Linked DNA regions of Homo sapiens: all the other regions are linked to region 4. A link is a contact called in ENCODE Hi-C or POLR2A ChIA-PET data. All regions are on one chromosome and are shown on one strand. The core of a region is the stretch at or near the end of the contact, and the rest is flanking DNA. Distances in the headings are between cores, read along the strand shown. Region 1 holds the start of MTFMT (mitochondrial methionyl-tRNA formyltransferase). Region 2 holds the start of PARP16 (poly(ADP-ribose) polymerase family member 16). Region 3 holds the start of USP3 (ubiquitin specific peptidase 3). Region 4 holds the start of TRIP4 (thyroid hormone receptor interactor 4).

What was found. Hi-C counts contacts between places; a loop is a spot of excess contacts on that map. ChIA-PET counts read pairs that join two places held with the same protein, here RNA polymerase II (POLR2A). Pooled maps may share reads with other maps.
Region 1: a loop to region 4 is called in a pooled map, with 5 times the contacts of the local background. The contact joins the promoter of MTFMT here to the promoter of TRIP4 in region 4. A Hi-C loop is called at or near these places in 5 of 50 pooled maps. POLR2A ChIA-PET finds 5 or more read pairs at or near these places in 4 of 52 experiments (HEK293, K562 and activated T-cell).
Region 2: a loop to region 4 is called in a map of CD8-positive, alpha-beta T cell, with 3 times the contacts of the local background. The contact joins the promoter of PARP16 here to the promoter of TRIP4 in region 4. A Hi-C loop is called at or near these places in 1 of 168 maps with a recorded cell type or tissue (CD8-positive, alpha-beta T cell), 1 of 37 single-sample maps with no recorded cell type and 9 of 50 pooled maps. POLR2A ChIA-PET finds 5 or more read pairs at or near these places in 3 of 52 experiments (CD4-positive, alpha-beta T cell, CD8-positive, alpha-beta memory T cell and activated T-cell).
Region 3: a loop to region 4 is called in a pooled map, with 6 times the contacts of the local background. The contact joins the promoter of USP3 here to the promoter of TRIP4 in region 4. A Hi-C loop is called at or near these places in 3 of 37 single-sample maps with no recorded cell type and 8 of 50 pooled maps. POLR2A ChIA-PET finds 5 or more read pairs at or near these places in 1 of 52 experiments (CD8-positive, alpha-beta memory T cell).

Annotation. Positions count from the first base shown.
Region 1 is chr15:65,028,309-65,031,448 of GRCh38, forward strand. MTFMT (mitochondrial methionyl-tRNA formyltransferase) reads right to left here and starts at 1,331. Exons shown (of 9, transcript NM_139242.4): 1 at 1,097-1,331. The coding sequence starts at 1,305. RefSeq lists silencers at 744-1,043, 1,294-1,483.
Region 2 is chr15:65,285,009-65,288,177 of GRCh38, forward strand. PARP16 (poly(ADP-ribose) polymerase family member 16) reads right to left here and starts at 1,875. Exons shown (of 6, transcript NM_001316943.2): 1 at 1,245-1,875. The coding sequence starts at 1,418. It overlaps SNORA24B (small nucleolar RNA, H/ACA box 24B), which reads right to left and starts at 583; the gene lies at 453-583. RefSeq lists a silencer at 1,560-2,119 and an enhancer at 2,270-2,319.
Region 3 is chr15:63,502,403-63,505,842 of GRCh38, forward strand. USP3 (ubiquitin specific peptidase 3) reads left to right here and starts at 2,191. Exons shown (of 15, transcript NM_006537.4): 1 at 2,191-2,428. The coding sequence starts at 2,338. RefSeq lists enhancers at 471-1,264, 743-792, 1,265-2,057 and silencers at 1,783-2,122, 2,473-2,582, 2,653-2,852, 2,923-3,002.
Region 4 is chr15:64,386,401-64,389,720 of GRCh38, forward strand. TRIP4 (thyroid hormone receptor interactor 4) reads left to right here and starts at 1,436. Exons shown (of 13, transcript NM_016213.5): 1 at 1,436-1,564. The coding sequence starts at 1,464. It also overlaps a transcript of PCLAF not described here. RefSeq lists enhancers at 1,151-1,651, 1,233-1,722, 1,652-2,152.

The DNA of each region.
Region 1 (3,140 bases), core at 81-2,580, 640 kb after region 4:
TGGAAGCTGAGATGGGATGATTGCTTGATCTTTGAGGTCGAGGCTGCAGTGAGCTATGAGCCGGCCACTGCACTCCAGCCTGGGGGACAGCGCGAGACCTCGCCTCAGAAACAAACAAAAAAAGTGTTGGTATAAATGTATAAATGCAGTGAGAGACGCATGTGACAACAGCAGCCCATGAAGGGTGTGCAAAGGGAACATGGGGTTTCCTTCCGGGTGTGTGCACAGAGGGGTGTGTGGAGGAAGGAAAACCACACAGGGGATTGACGAAGGATTCAATACATGAGGGGCTGCTGTGAAGTATCTGTAGGGAAAAGGAGATGGAGATGACCAAAAAAAGTGGAAGGAGGACTGCGTCAGAAAAAAACAGAATGGGGAAATAAAAAACATTAATTGGGAAAAAGAGGCAGAGAAGTATATACGGTATTGCCACCACATACCATGGACTCTCAGGACTGGTTGGATTTCAAATAATTTTCTTTCCCAGTAAACAAAACTTGTTAAATATTATGAATACTAAATGTATACCTAACAGTTCTGATTTATAAATTTATTCTTTTGAAAACAGGTCGTTTTTGGACTATGTCCTTGTATACAAGGAGCACAGGGGGAGCAAAAGAGCGAGACACGGGTGTGCCGAAGGATGGGGGTCAGGAGGAACTGCAAAGCAGGGAACTTTGAAGTGGGACCTGGTTTTAGTCCGAACCACCTCGGCTGATGACCTTGGGCAATCGCATAACCTCTCTGAGCCACGGATTCCCCACACTCAAAACGGGCAGGGAGGCCGTGGGACTGGCCCGGGGGATGCAGGCAGAGCGCCCAGCCCCAGCTCGGCACAGCGTGGGTGGCAGGGCGCCTGGAGAACCCACAGAGGCGGCGGGGAGTGAGGGGCGCAGACCGCAGGTACTAGGCGCCCAAAGGCTGACCGGCGGGAATGGCGCACCTTCTGGGAGCCAGAAGACGCCGAGATCTGGGCCCACACCGCTCTGCCGCCCATGCTTTCCGCAACCAGAAGTCCAAAACCCTCGGGGCCGGCCGCCCGGGCGCGGCCTGGAGGCCTTCAGCGGCCGGGTCCCCGGATCCCTGGCCCGGGTACCTGGCGGCGTGCAGCGCCCGCAGCGCCTCGCGGGCGAACTGGTCCGTGCCGAAGAAGAGCACCCGCCAGGGAGGCTTCTCGCGGACTCTGGAGTCCCGGCAGTCCTCCCAGCCGAGTCGGGCCAGTGCTCGCCACTGGGGACTCGGCCTCCCACGCCTGGCGCCATGAGCCAGCGGAGGACCCCAACAGCGCCGCACCAACACCCTCATCGCCTCGGCCGCCGGCGGCCGGCCCTGCGCAGGCGCATCGGGGCGGGGACAAGGGTGCAGCCTGGGGAGGGCGGGGCTTGCCTGCTTGGAGGCGGGGTCTGGTTGGAGTTGGTGAACGAATTTGCCCGCTACAGCGGCCCTAGATTTTTGTTCTGTTTATTTGCACTATGTAGCCAATCCTCCAGAATAAGTCTTTCTTTTCTTTTTAAAATCGCTTTATTTATTTATTTATTTATTTATTTATTTATTTCAGAAAGGGTCTTGCTCTGTCGCGCAGGCTGGAGTGCTGTGGCGCGATCTCTGCTTACTGCAACCTCACTGCTCCTGGGCTCAAGGGATCCTCCCACCTCAGCCTCCGGAGTAGCTGGGGTACAGGCACACATCACCATGCTGGGCTGATTTTTTGTAGAGAGAGTATCTCACTATGTTGCCCAGGTCTCAAGCAATCCTCCTGCCTTGGCCTCCCCAAGTGCTGGGGTTACAGGCGTGAGCCACTGCGCCGGCCCAGGATAAGTCTTTTGGTAACAAATCGTGCATGTTTTCAGACAATGAAACCTCATGTATATAGTGCATGTCATTTCCTCAACCATTATAACCAATATTTGCTGAGTACTTCACTCCGTGCCACGTTTTTGCTAAGCATTTTATATTCATTATTCTGGTTAATCATCAGATCAACCTTAGGAGGTAGATACTATTACAAATATGTTACTGAAGAGAAACTGAAGCTCCGTGAAATTAAGGACTTACCAGTGTATAAGGTCCACACAGCTAGTAAAGGACAGAGCAGAGGTGGGACTCTTGTAATTCCAACGCTTGTAATCCTAGCCGTTGGGCCTTCTCAGCGATCCTATGTATTAGGCAAGTCAATTACCCACATTTTGCACCTGAGGAAACTGAGCCTTAGTTACTTGTCTGCAGTTACTTTCTTGAATCGAAGGCTCCATCTTTACTCCTCCCCTGTGGGTTCCTTTGCACACAGAAGGATACCATAGAGGTGATTCCTAGGGAAATGGACAGGGAACCTTATCCCCAGAAGACCTCCGAGGACCGTTAGTGCTTAGATTCTGTATCCCCAAAGCCTCCTTGAGTGGAGTCAGACATCCATGAAACAGGATCTGAGCAGAGACTGAAACCGAATTTTGTTCTAATCTTATTCTCACCACCATTTTTTTTTTTTTTTTTTTTTTTTTTGAGATGGAGTCTCGCTCTGTTTTTCAGGCTGGAGGGCAGTGGCGGGCGATCTTGGCTCACTGCAACCGCTGCTTCCCAGGTTCAGGCGATTCTCCTGCCTCAGCCTCCCAAGTAGCTGGGACATGCGCCACTACACCTAGCTAATTTTTGTATTTTTAGTAGAGATGGGATTCACTATGTTGACCAGGCTGGTCTTGAACTCCTGACCTCAGGTGATCTGCCTGCCTTGGCCCCCCAAAGTGCTAGGATTACAGGCATGAGCCACTGCGCCCTGCCGTCTCACCACCTTTTCCCATCACACAGTCTTAAACCCAGTGACCCTGGACCAGTCCTTTTTCCTAAATTATGAGCTCTGCACATCCCTGCTCCTGTGCCTTTGCTCATGCTCCCTTCCTAGACTGCCTTCCCACATCTCTTCATCTCTAAATGGTATCCATTCTTCAACACGAAGTTCAGACATTCGCCCTGAAGCTTCAAGCTCTTGCCTCCTTAGATTTCTTGTCTTTCTCCATGTGCCCCTGTTTTTTTTTGTTGTTGCTGTTGTTTTTGTTTTTGTTTTTGAGACAGAGTCTCACTCTGTCACCCAGGCTGGAGTGCAGTGGTGTGATCTTGGCTCACTGCACCCTCCACCTCCCCTGTGC
Region 2 (3,169 bases), core at 625-3,124, 900 kb after region 4:
GCTGGTCTCAAACGATCCTCTTGCCTTGCCTTCCCAAAGTCCTTGGGATTACAGGCATGAGCCACTCAGCCTTTTTCTTCTTTTTCTACAATAGTCTAGAAAAGTTCGCCCAATAACCTGGCACCCTCCAGGTTTTTTTTTTTTTTTTAATGGAGTTTCATTCTTGTTGCCCAGGCTGGACTGCAATGGCGCAATCTCGGCTCACCACAACGTCCGCCTCCCGGGTTCAAGCGATTCTCCTGTCTCAGCTTCCAGAGTAGCTGGGATTACAGGCATGCGCCACCACGCCCGGCTAACTTTTTGTATTTTTAATAGAGACGGGATTTCTCCATGTTGGTCAGGTTGGTCTTGAACTCCCAACCTCAGGTAATCTGCCCGCCTTGGCCTCCCAAAGTGCTGGGATTACAAGCATGAGCCACCGAGCCTGGCCCCTCCAAGTTTTTAACAGTGAAGAATGTTACTTGTGCAAGTCAGAATCTGATACCAATTAAATGGTGACAGCTTTGCTGGTAAACAAGAATATGCTCTTCCATGGCAAGGAAGGGAGACTGCCACACTTGACAGGTCCCAAAGATACATGGAGTTCAGTGTCTTTAATGAATATCAGCTATTGGCGATTTCAATTTTCTGCTTTTTATTGAATCGATTTTGGTAAGTTATATTTTTCTAGGCAATTCCAAACATTTGGATTATAAGGATAACTGATATCTTGAATGCTGACCCAGAGGTGAACTCTGCAAAAAAAGTGCCTGGTGAATCAGAGAAATAACAGCTTACATATGTACTGGATGTTACAGTTTATAAAAGTACTGCCCATAGATCACCTCATCTGAAGACCAATGTCTGGGCGGCTTTGGTGACTTTTTGGTGTCTAATTATTTGCAAAAGGATGGATAACTTTCTAGCTAAGCAAAACAGCTGATTCACATCAACCCTATTCCTGGCCAGGCTAGAAAATCTGTGGAGGACTATGCAACTATTCCTCACTTCAGTCCTCGGAGTCATTTGTCATTGACAGGAGAGAAGCAGCCACCAAGTGCCTTGGGAGTGAGCGTTGACATGAGGGTGTTAGCAGTGTTCTTAGCTCATGGAAACCTTCCCCAAGGCAAGGCAAGACCAAGCTGGGAATGGAAAGTCTGGCGGCTGTCATGTTTACTAATGCGGATGGAACTGCCTCTACCTGTGGTTCCACAGGGCACTTGGTCCAGGACGCAGTGGGCAGCGCCAGGACAAAGCACACTCACCAGGGCTTCAAAGTCCTTACAGTCGCCGCGGGCGTAGGACGCGGGGAAGGGCCGCAGCACCGAGTCGCGCTTGTAGCTCTGCAGGGCCGAGGCGAAGAGGCTGCACCGGAGGTCGGCGGCCAGCATGTCGCGGCCCGCCGCCTCCCTGGCGGCCGCCCAGCCTGAGGGCTGCATCCCAGGTCACTGCGCGTTGCCGGGGTAGACGCGCTGGTTAGGGGCAAGGGCGAGCGTGCGTTCAGCGCGGGGGCTGGGCCCGCGGACAATGGGCCGTCAGGGGCCGGGTTCCCAAGCCTGGGGTGGAGCTAGGCAGGGGGCTGAGATGACAGGGGTGAGAACGTGCCGACAAGTGTCCTCTGCCGGGGTCTGGGCCGCGGCTCGCCGCCGAAGAGAGAGACCGAGGCCTGGACCGCGGGTCGGCGGGGAGGTTGGGCCCAGGGATAAAGGAACTGGGGCTGGTGGGGGGGAGGGGTTCCCGGCCTAGGGGAAGGGCTATGACAATGGAATGACAACCGCGGGAACGTGCTGACACGTGTCCTCCGCGGAGGCCTGGGGCGGGAAGCAGCCCCCGGGGGACGGCGGGCAGAGCCCACTCTCCGCGACGGGCGAGGCTGCTGCGCCGCGCGCGCCTTCCTGCCCCGCCTCCCGCCGCGCCGCCGAAGTCCCGCCTCTCGCCAAGCTGCCCGCGGCGCCACCTGTCTTCCGCCTGCAGCTCACGTCCGCTTGCCTTGCCCGGCCTACCTCCCCTCCCGCCGCCGCGCTCCGCCCGGCCCAGCCGAGGGCCCGCCCCTTCGCGCCCCAGCCAGCTCCACCGTACGGGTTGTGCCCGCCCCTCCCAGACCCCGATCACCCGCAGCTACGAGAGTTGCCGCCGCCAGTGTGTGCCGGGCGACGTCGCCCACGCCCCTGCCAGCCATCCTCACAGCAGCAGCAGCCCTGGTAGAAATTGATGTGGGCACCCTCTCGACCCGCCCCTGTACTTGTCTTTGTCCCAGCTCTGCGGACTGAGCCTACCTCTCTTCCTTGGGGTATTAATGCTACCTATTGTCTCTCTTGAATCTTTTCCCTCCAAAACTGCACAGAAGGAGCCATTTAACACCCAGGGAAACTGAGGCTTAGAGTGCTGCAATGCTTGCCCAAGATCCCACAGCCAGATGGGTAAATCTAGGATTCACACCGAGATCTTTGGAAAACCAAAAGACTTTTCCTCTGCTTTTCAGCCTCCAGAATTCTCTGAATTGCTTAAGTCTCTGGCCTCAAATGCCCCAAGATCCTCCTTGGGAGACCTCTCTGACAGGGAGCTTGGGGGAGAGCAGAGGGGCATTGACTTAACTCTGCTGGAGGGTAAGGACTAGACTCCCATCCCCTCTCCCTACTCAGAACCTTCATTAGAGAAAACCCCAAAGTGTGACCTCATGGTCACATGCAAATCTAAACACAGACCATTGTGCTTAAACCAACACACCGCACACACTCCTACCCTGCAGGATCTTCTGAGGAAGAAACTTCTCCTTCTGCATCCAGGCTGTGCTGGGCCCTGGACTCAGAGGAGAGGTGGTCCCATGCCATTGGATTGCATCTATGACTTCGGGAGGTAGGGCGAAGACTGGTCCCCCAGACACCACAGAGCTTCCCATCTTCTTTTGCCAGGTAAAGGTTGGGGGCTGCTCCCAGGAGCCCACATCAAATCTGTTTGCTCTGAGGCCTAGAACCACAAGGCCCCTAGTGCTTCAAAAGCCATGGGGGTTCTCATAGGACCCAGGAACTCTAAGGTGGCTTCTGAAGCTCAGACCCCAGGAAGGGAGAGCTTGGAGTGGGTCAGGAGACCAGGGAACCATCTCTCATTCCACCTCTTCTTCATTGCAGGCCCTTAGACAAAAGCCACCCTCTGATACCTCCTTGGCCTCAAGAATTGTTTGTTGGGTGGA
Region 3 (3,440 bases), core at 941-3,440, 880 kb before region 4:
GACCAGCCTGGGCAATATAGGAGACACTGTTTTTTTTTTTGTTTTGTTTTTTGTTTTAAGTGTTTTTAAAAGCCGGTGTTGGGGCAGACAAGGACATCACACACTGGGAGGTACCCTGCGGGTGGGAAAGGGTCGGGAAAGACTCCCTCAGGAAGTGATGTTTAAACTGAAGTCTAGGGGATTAGGAAACGGAGTCTCTGAGAGGGTGAAGAAATATTACATACCAGTATGAAGCATGGCCTGAGTGAGGTCATGCTCCAGGGCCGAACAAGGGGTTATGGATGCTAAGTGGGGGTGGGTGTCCGGAGGAAACAGAAGGTTGGTGGAGCAAGGCCTTAAAGACAAATAGGTTGACATGGAGAGATGGGTGGAAGAACTTGAGCCAAGGGCAGATATTATTGTTTCTCCTCCTCCCGCTTCCCAGGGAAGCAGCTCTCATCTAGTGTCAGTAAAAACAAATACAAAGTTATAATTTATTGGCCACCTAGTATGTGGTGGCAATTTTCATGAATTCTCACATGTTCCTTGCGAGACAAGTATTCTTCTTCCAGTTTTACAGATCTAGAAAAGGCTTGGAACGGCTAGAGACGCTTGCTAAGCCTGGCCGTCAAGTAGGCAGCAGAGCTAAGATTTGAAAGCATGCCGGCCTGCCTTCCTAGGCAGACGCACTTTCCACAACGCATCACTGCCATAAAAATCCCAGGCCGAGGCTTGCTCTAACAGCAAATACCACTTGGAAAAGGACAGATCTTTGAGGACCCAGAAATACTTCTGGGGAAAGGATGAGCAGAGGTGCCCCCGGTGGGTGGATACCATTAGGCAGAGGTCTATGCGGAAGAGGCCGACTTGTGGCGTGGGAGGTAGGGAGGAGTAAGAAGTGATTGACGGGGCGTCCCTGGCTGCTCTAGGACTGCATTGCGGGGAGGTGCCCGGCTCTAACCACTGCCCGGCCCGGTTAATCATTTCCTGACCTTCCTTCCTCCTCTCGCTCTGGCCGCAGGATTGCCACATCAGTCTTCCCCCTCCTCCTGCTCGCCTTCTGGCCCCGAGGCTCCTTCGCCGGGTTTTACAAGGAGCCCCAACTTGGAAGCAATATTTGTAATAGCCCCGGACGTCCTCAAGTGCCCCAGTGAGATCGCAGGCTCGATCCAGGGTATGCCGGCCCAAGCGGCCCCTTGAGGCTTGCCCTCTTCTCTAATCCCTCACTAAAAAGAGGTCAGAGGGTCAGGGATCCAATCTCCATACAGATCAACAAGTTACAGACTCGGTTTCCCCCTGCGGTAAAAAGGGGATGGTAACAGCTGGTAGGGTGTTGCGAGGCTTAAATGCGGTATGGGAAGTGCCTGGCTGGGAGACCTTAGGTATCTAACAAATGCTAGATCCCTTCCCTTCTTATCGCCTGGTAATGGGGAGTTTAGCTTGCCCAGCAATCCCAGGCTACGTTTATCTCACTTGAACTTCCTGGCTTGAAAGTCCTACGATGTGCTGGAGGTAACGCAGATGGTGAGTCACAGTGACAGGATTTGAACGTGGGTTCATGGGCGCCCCTGCGGGCCCACCCACGCAGCATCTAGGTGGCTGGCTAACGCCACGTGTTCAGAACCTAGAAAGGGCTACGGATCGCACCTGCCGCAAGGAGCCTAACGCTAAGTCGGGCGGGACTGCCCTGGCACCCATGAAACCCGCTGCCCGCCTCCCCCGGGGCCAGGCCCTTGGCCTCCCCAGCTTGTTTCTTCGTGTATAAAATGAGGGCCACGGTGCCTGTCTGCCCGAGAGGTTTTAAAGTTCTTCTTTACACTTTGCGGAGCGGCCGGATTTTTACCACGAAGCCACCGAGTAGTCCGCACCACATAGGTTCAGTATCCTCCGCCCACCGCAGGAAACGCCGCGGACGGCCCGGGGTGCCCTGCTCGGCGCCCCACCCTTCCCGGGGCCGGGGAAGCGGCGTGACTAGGAAAGTCACTTCGGAACACAGCCGGACTCTGCGCCACCAGCTGGAGCTCGCCGGGACCCCACCCCGCGGGCTGGGCGGGGGCGGACCCGGGGGCGGGGCGGGGAGGGGCCGGCCTGGAAAGGCGGAAGCCTCCAGTCTAGGGGTGGCTGCAGAACCCGGATCTCGGAGTTACACGTTCTACGGAGCGGGGCGCCGGGAGACGGCGGGCGAGAAAACCCGGCGTCCGGAAGCCCGTGCTTTCTTTGACGCAAGGGCTCGAGACGCAGCCGCCGTCGGCCGAGCGCCCGGCTAGAAGCGACACCAGACGGAGCCTCCGGAGTTCCTCCGCCCCCACCTCGCCGGGTCCTGGAGCCGCAGTCCTCCCAGCTGCCCTCCTCGTGGCCATGGAGTGTCCACACCTGAGCTCCAGCGTCTGCATTGCTCCGGACTCAGCCAAGTTCCCCAACGGCTCCCCGTCGTCCTGGTGCTGCAGCGGTGAGTGCGGCCACGGGCCGGCCCCGCAGCGCACCCGAGGCCGCGGCTCTGCCGGGCCTGCCGTCTAGGGGCCGCAGGCGGCCGGCGCGCGGACTCGGGGAGGGGCGAGGGCGAGCCGGGCCCGGCGGGCTGGGGAGGGTACGCGATGAGGCGGGCGCGTGCGGGAGCGGCGGCGGCTCCTTTGTTTCCCGAGGCCCGACGGCCGGGCCAGCGAAGGAGAGGGCCGCGAGGGGCGGGAGTCCGCGGAGGCCTCGAGCGCGTGGGGGCAGCGGCAGGCGGGGACCCTGGCCAGCTGCGTGCGCCCTTGCCCCGCCCTGCCGTGGCCGGGGGCTGTGCCCGTCCGTGTTGCGGGGTCGCCTGTGGGGCGGGTGTCCGGCCCCCGAGGGGCGGCCGCACGTGTGGCGGGGCCCGCGCCGCGCTTCTCCGCAGACAGGGCGGGAAGAGCGCCGCTCTCCGGGCGCAGCTTTGTCTGGGCTGCGGGGCGCGCGGGGCTCCTCTCCTCCGCCGAACCCGGCCCGGGTTTCCTTTCCCTTCTCCGCAGGCTCGGGCACCTCGAAACCCCGAGAGGCGCTGGGAGCTCGGGCGGCGGAGGTCGGGGTCTTTCATCCGTCAGGGATGGTGAAGTTTGAAAACAGGCTGCGGGCTGAGAAGCTCGGAGGCTGAGCCAACAGCTGCTTTGGAGGGGACTGCTCGAGTTTGTTTTTCAGACCTTTTGGGTTGTCCGAAAATGCGTTGGGATTCCCAGTTCCTGTGTTGTGAAACACTTATTAGATTTATATAAGGCTTTTGAGTAGCTTAAGCGTTTTAACTCCTGCTGGCCCCCTTGGAAGCCCCAGTGCCCTCTCATTGTCTGCTCTAAGCGACTTCTTAGGATCGCACCGGCCACACGGCTTTGCTTACTTCCTGGTAGGGCCCTGGTGCCACCGCTAGTCTTTGTTTATTAGCTTTGAGATGGTCACTGGTATCTTGGGTTATATTAATAGCGTACAATTCGAATTGTGCACTTCAGAAA
Region 4 (3,320 bases), core at 186-2,685:
AGCTTGACCTTCCAGGCCCAAGTGATCCTCCCACCTCAGCCTTTCAAGTAGCTGAGACTACAGGCATGTGCCACCATGCCAGGCTAATTTTTTTCATTTTTGTAGAGATGAGGATTCTCCTTATGCTGCCCAGACTGGTCCGGAACTCCTGGGCTCAAGTGATCCTCTTGCCTCTGATTCCCAAAGTGCTGGCATTACAGGCATGAGCCACCACGCCCAGTGTGTGTGTGTGTGTGTGTGTGTGTGTTTGTGTGTGTGTCTCCGTGTGCGCTCGGGTGATCCTCCCGCCTCGGCCTCCCAAAGCGCTGGGATTACAGGCATGAGACACTGCGCCCGGCCAATACACTCATGATTTTAATTATAATATTTATGCCAATGAAAACACTAGCAAAAAGGTAAAACAGCTGCCAATTTAATGTGACCACTTAGTCTAAACAGGCTAGTAGAAATGAAGAACTTTTAACCTGCAAATGCAACAAAAAGCCAGAAATGAATGGGAAGACATTATGATCTCCAGAAAAGTTTGGCTAAATTTTCCCCAGCCCATTGTCTTAGCGGGGTAGGGAATTGCAGACAGCCCTTAAATACTGTCATTTTTGGTTGAGAACTCATGTGGAAAGTCCTCAAAGCCAAATTCCAACTCCTGTTTTACTGTTTTTTACCCTCGAGCTTGCTGAGTTGTCTTGGCTCTCCTGGAAAATACATGGCTCAAAAAATAAAATAGAAGTTTTAGCGGTGTGAATCTAGTAGTCGACTACAGGGGGTATTAAAAATAAACACTCCATCCCGGTTAACACGTGAAACCGCGTCGCTACTAAAAATACAAAAAAAATTAGCCGGGCGTGGTGGCGGGTGCCTGTAGTCCCAGCTACTTGGGAGGCTGAGGCAGGAGAATGGCATGAACCCGGGAGGCGGAGCTTGCAGTGAGCCGAGATCATGCCACTGCACTCAAGCCTGGGCGACAGTGCGAGACTCCGTCTCAAAATAAATAAATAAATTAATTAATTAATTAAAAAATTAAAACCACCACCAGAGCAAAAACTTACAGCGCTTACAATACCTTCCACGTGCTGTTTTATTTTACATAAAACCATGACGATTAAAAAGCTGGCCTCTCAGCTTTCCGGGTATTGGTTTGTTTTCCCCCTAAACTGTCGTTTTTATAGGCACTTGCACTGTCTTCTTAGCAGAATTGCCAATGGCCTTCCTCGAGTCCTACGTTTAGCGATTGGCAAGAATCATGCACTGACAGAGCTCGACTCCGGAGGGCACAAGGAAGTAGACAACAAAGCAGGAAGAAGCAGGAGGCGCACAGATGGGCGGGATCTGCACTGGAGGCGGTGCGACCTTGCGGGGCGGTGCAAGCTGGCGGAACCCGCGTGAGAGAGGTTGGTGTTGCGAAGGGAACTAGTCCGGTGCAGGACGTGGGGCTTTTGCAGCTCAGCTGGTTCCGGCTGGGGAAGATGGCGGTGGCTGGGGCGGTGTCCGGGGAGCCGCTGGTGCACTGGTGCACCCAGCAGTTGCGGAAGACTTTCGGCCTGGATGTCAGCGAGGAGATCATTCAGTGAGAACAGTTCGGGTCCAAGCGGGGAAGGAGCTCTGGGATGTGCACTGCCTGAGCGAACCGGGAAGCGGGGAGGACTGAAAAGTTAAGAGAGAAATGTGATAAAGGGGCTGCAGTCTGTAGTCTGTAGGCGTCGAATTTTGGCCTCCACCTTTGTAGTTTAGTTTCTGGAATAGGGTGTCCGGCTCCACAGTCTGCCGGTCGGGCTTTTTTCCTGGGAAGACGCCCAATCTGTAATAATTAGAAATGCAAGGCTGTCCCAGGAGCCAGTTTCCTTTCTAGAGAGAAGGGGCAGGTCAAACTGTATTTCCTAACTTTGAACCCCTTACTCTTTTATTTATTTATTATTATTGTTGTTATTATTGAGACGGAGTCTCTGTCGCCCAGGCTGGCGTGCGGTGGCGCGATCTTGGCTCACTGCAACCTCCGCCTTCCGGGTTCAGGTGATTCACCTGCCTGAGCCTCCCAAGTAGCTGGGATTACAGGCACGCACCACCACACCCGGCTAATTTTTAAAAATTTTTAGTAGAGTCAGTGTTTCACCATGTTGGCCAGGCTAGTCTCCAGCTCCTGATCTCAAGTGATCCGCCCGCCTCGACCTCCCAAAGTGCTGGGATTACAGGCATGAGCCACCGCACCCAGATATACTCTGAACATTTTAGTCGGCCCAATCTGAGTTGTGTCAGTAGAGCCAACAGGGTCAGCTGTGTCAATAGGACCTAGAATTTAAGTGGAAGCAGCGTGGTAGAGTACAAATAGCTTCTGACTCTGGAGTCTCAGGTTCTATATTCTGTTGTCGTTTACCTGTTTTAGAACCCAGGACAACTTAATTTTTCTCTCTGTACCCTGGTTTCTTCATTTATAAGATTAATCATTAGTAGAGCTTATCATGCTTTATGACTCCTATGAAATGGAGATGGTGTACATGACTTAATATCTACTTTCAACTGATTGAAGAACATTTGTTGCGCTGCTGTTACACGCCAGGTGCTGGGGTAACAAAGACAAGACAGTTGGGTTCCCCTTCGTTGATGAGTGCTGAGGTTGGGGAAATGAAGGGGCTTGTTGGAGCACAAAATAAAGGATTCTCATTAAGATTTGAAAAACTCGGAAGGTTTATTGGAAAGGATAACTTTCACCCGAGAACTAAGGAATAGACAGAGGTGGCGGTCCAAAGTGTTCAGGCAGGGGAGAAAACTACAAAAATGGGACTTGATCGAAGAACTGAAAGTGTTCCTTCATTTGATTCCTTGGTCACTGATGTTGAAACCTAAATTGCTGTTCTAGGGCTTTTGTAGGAAGTAAGATGAGTTTCTGAGTTTCGGAGAAAATAGACTTTTGGCAAGGAGACAGTTCAAGTAGGTTATTTTAATGGATTTTTTTGAGGCCCTAGGAGATGGCTCAAGCCCTTATTCCCAGCACTTTGGGAGGTAGAGGTGGGAGGATTGCTTGAGACTGGGAGTTGGAGACCACCCTGGGCAACATAGTGAGACCCTGTCTCTACAGAAATAAAAAAAGTAAACAACAAGATAAAGGATTTTTTTTAACACTAGAATAGACAACAAAACAAAACAGCGAAATCTTATGGTTTGGCTTTACCCTTGCTTGAACGCAGTCAGATTAAGTATTTAGTAGTTTTCAAACATTTTTTAAAGCAGTGGAATGCTATCAAATGAAATAATGAAACTTTGCAATATATAAAACAGAAAAGTGTTTTTTACGAATATAAGTTCAAAATTTTCACTTTTTTTTTTTT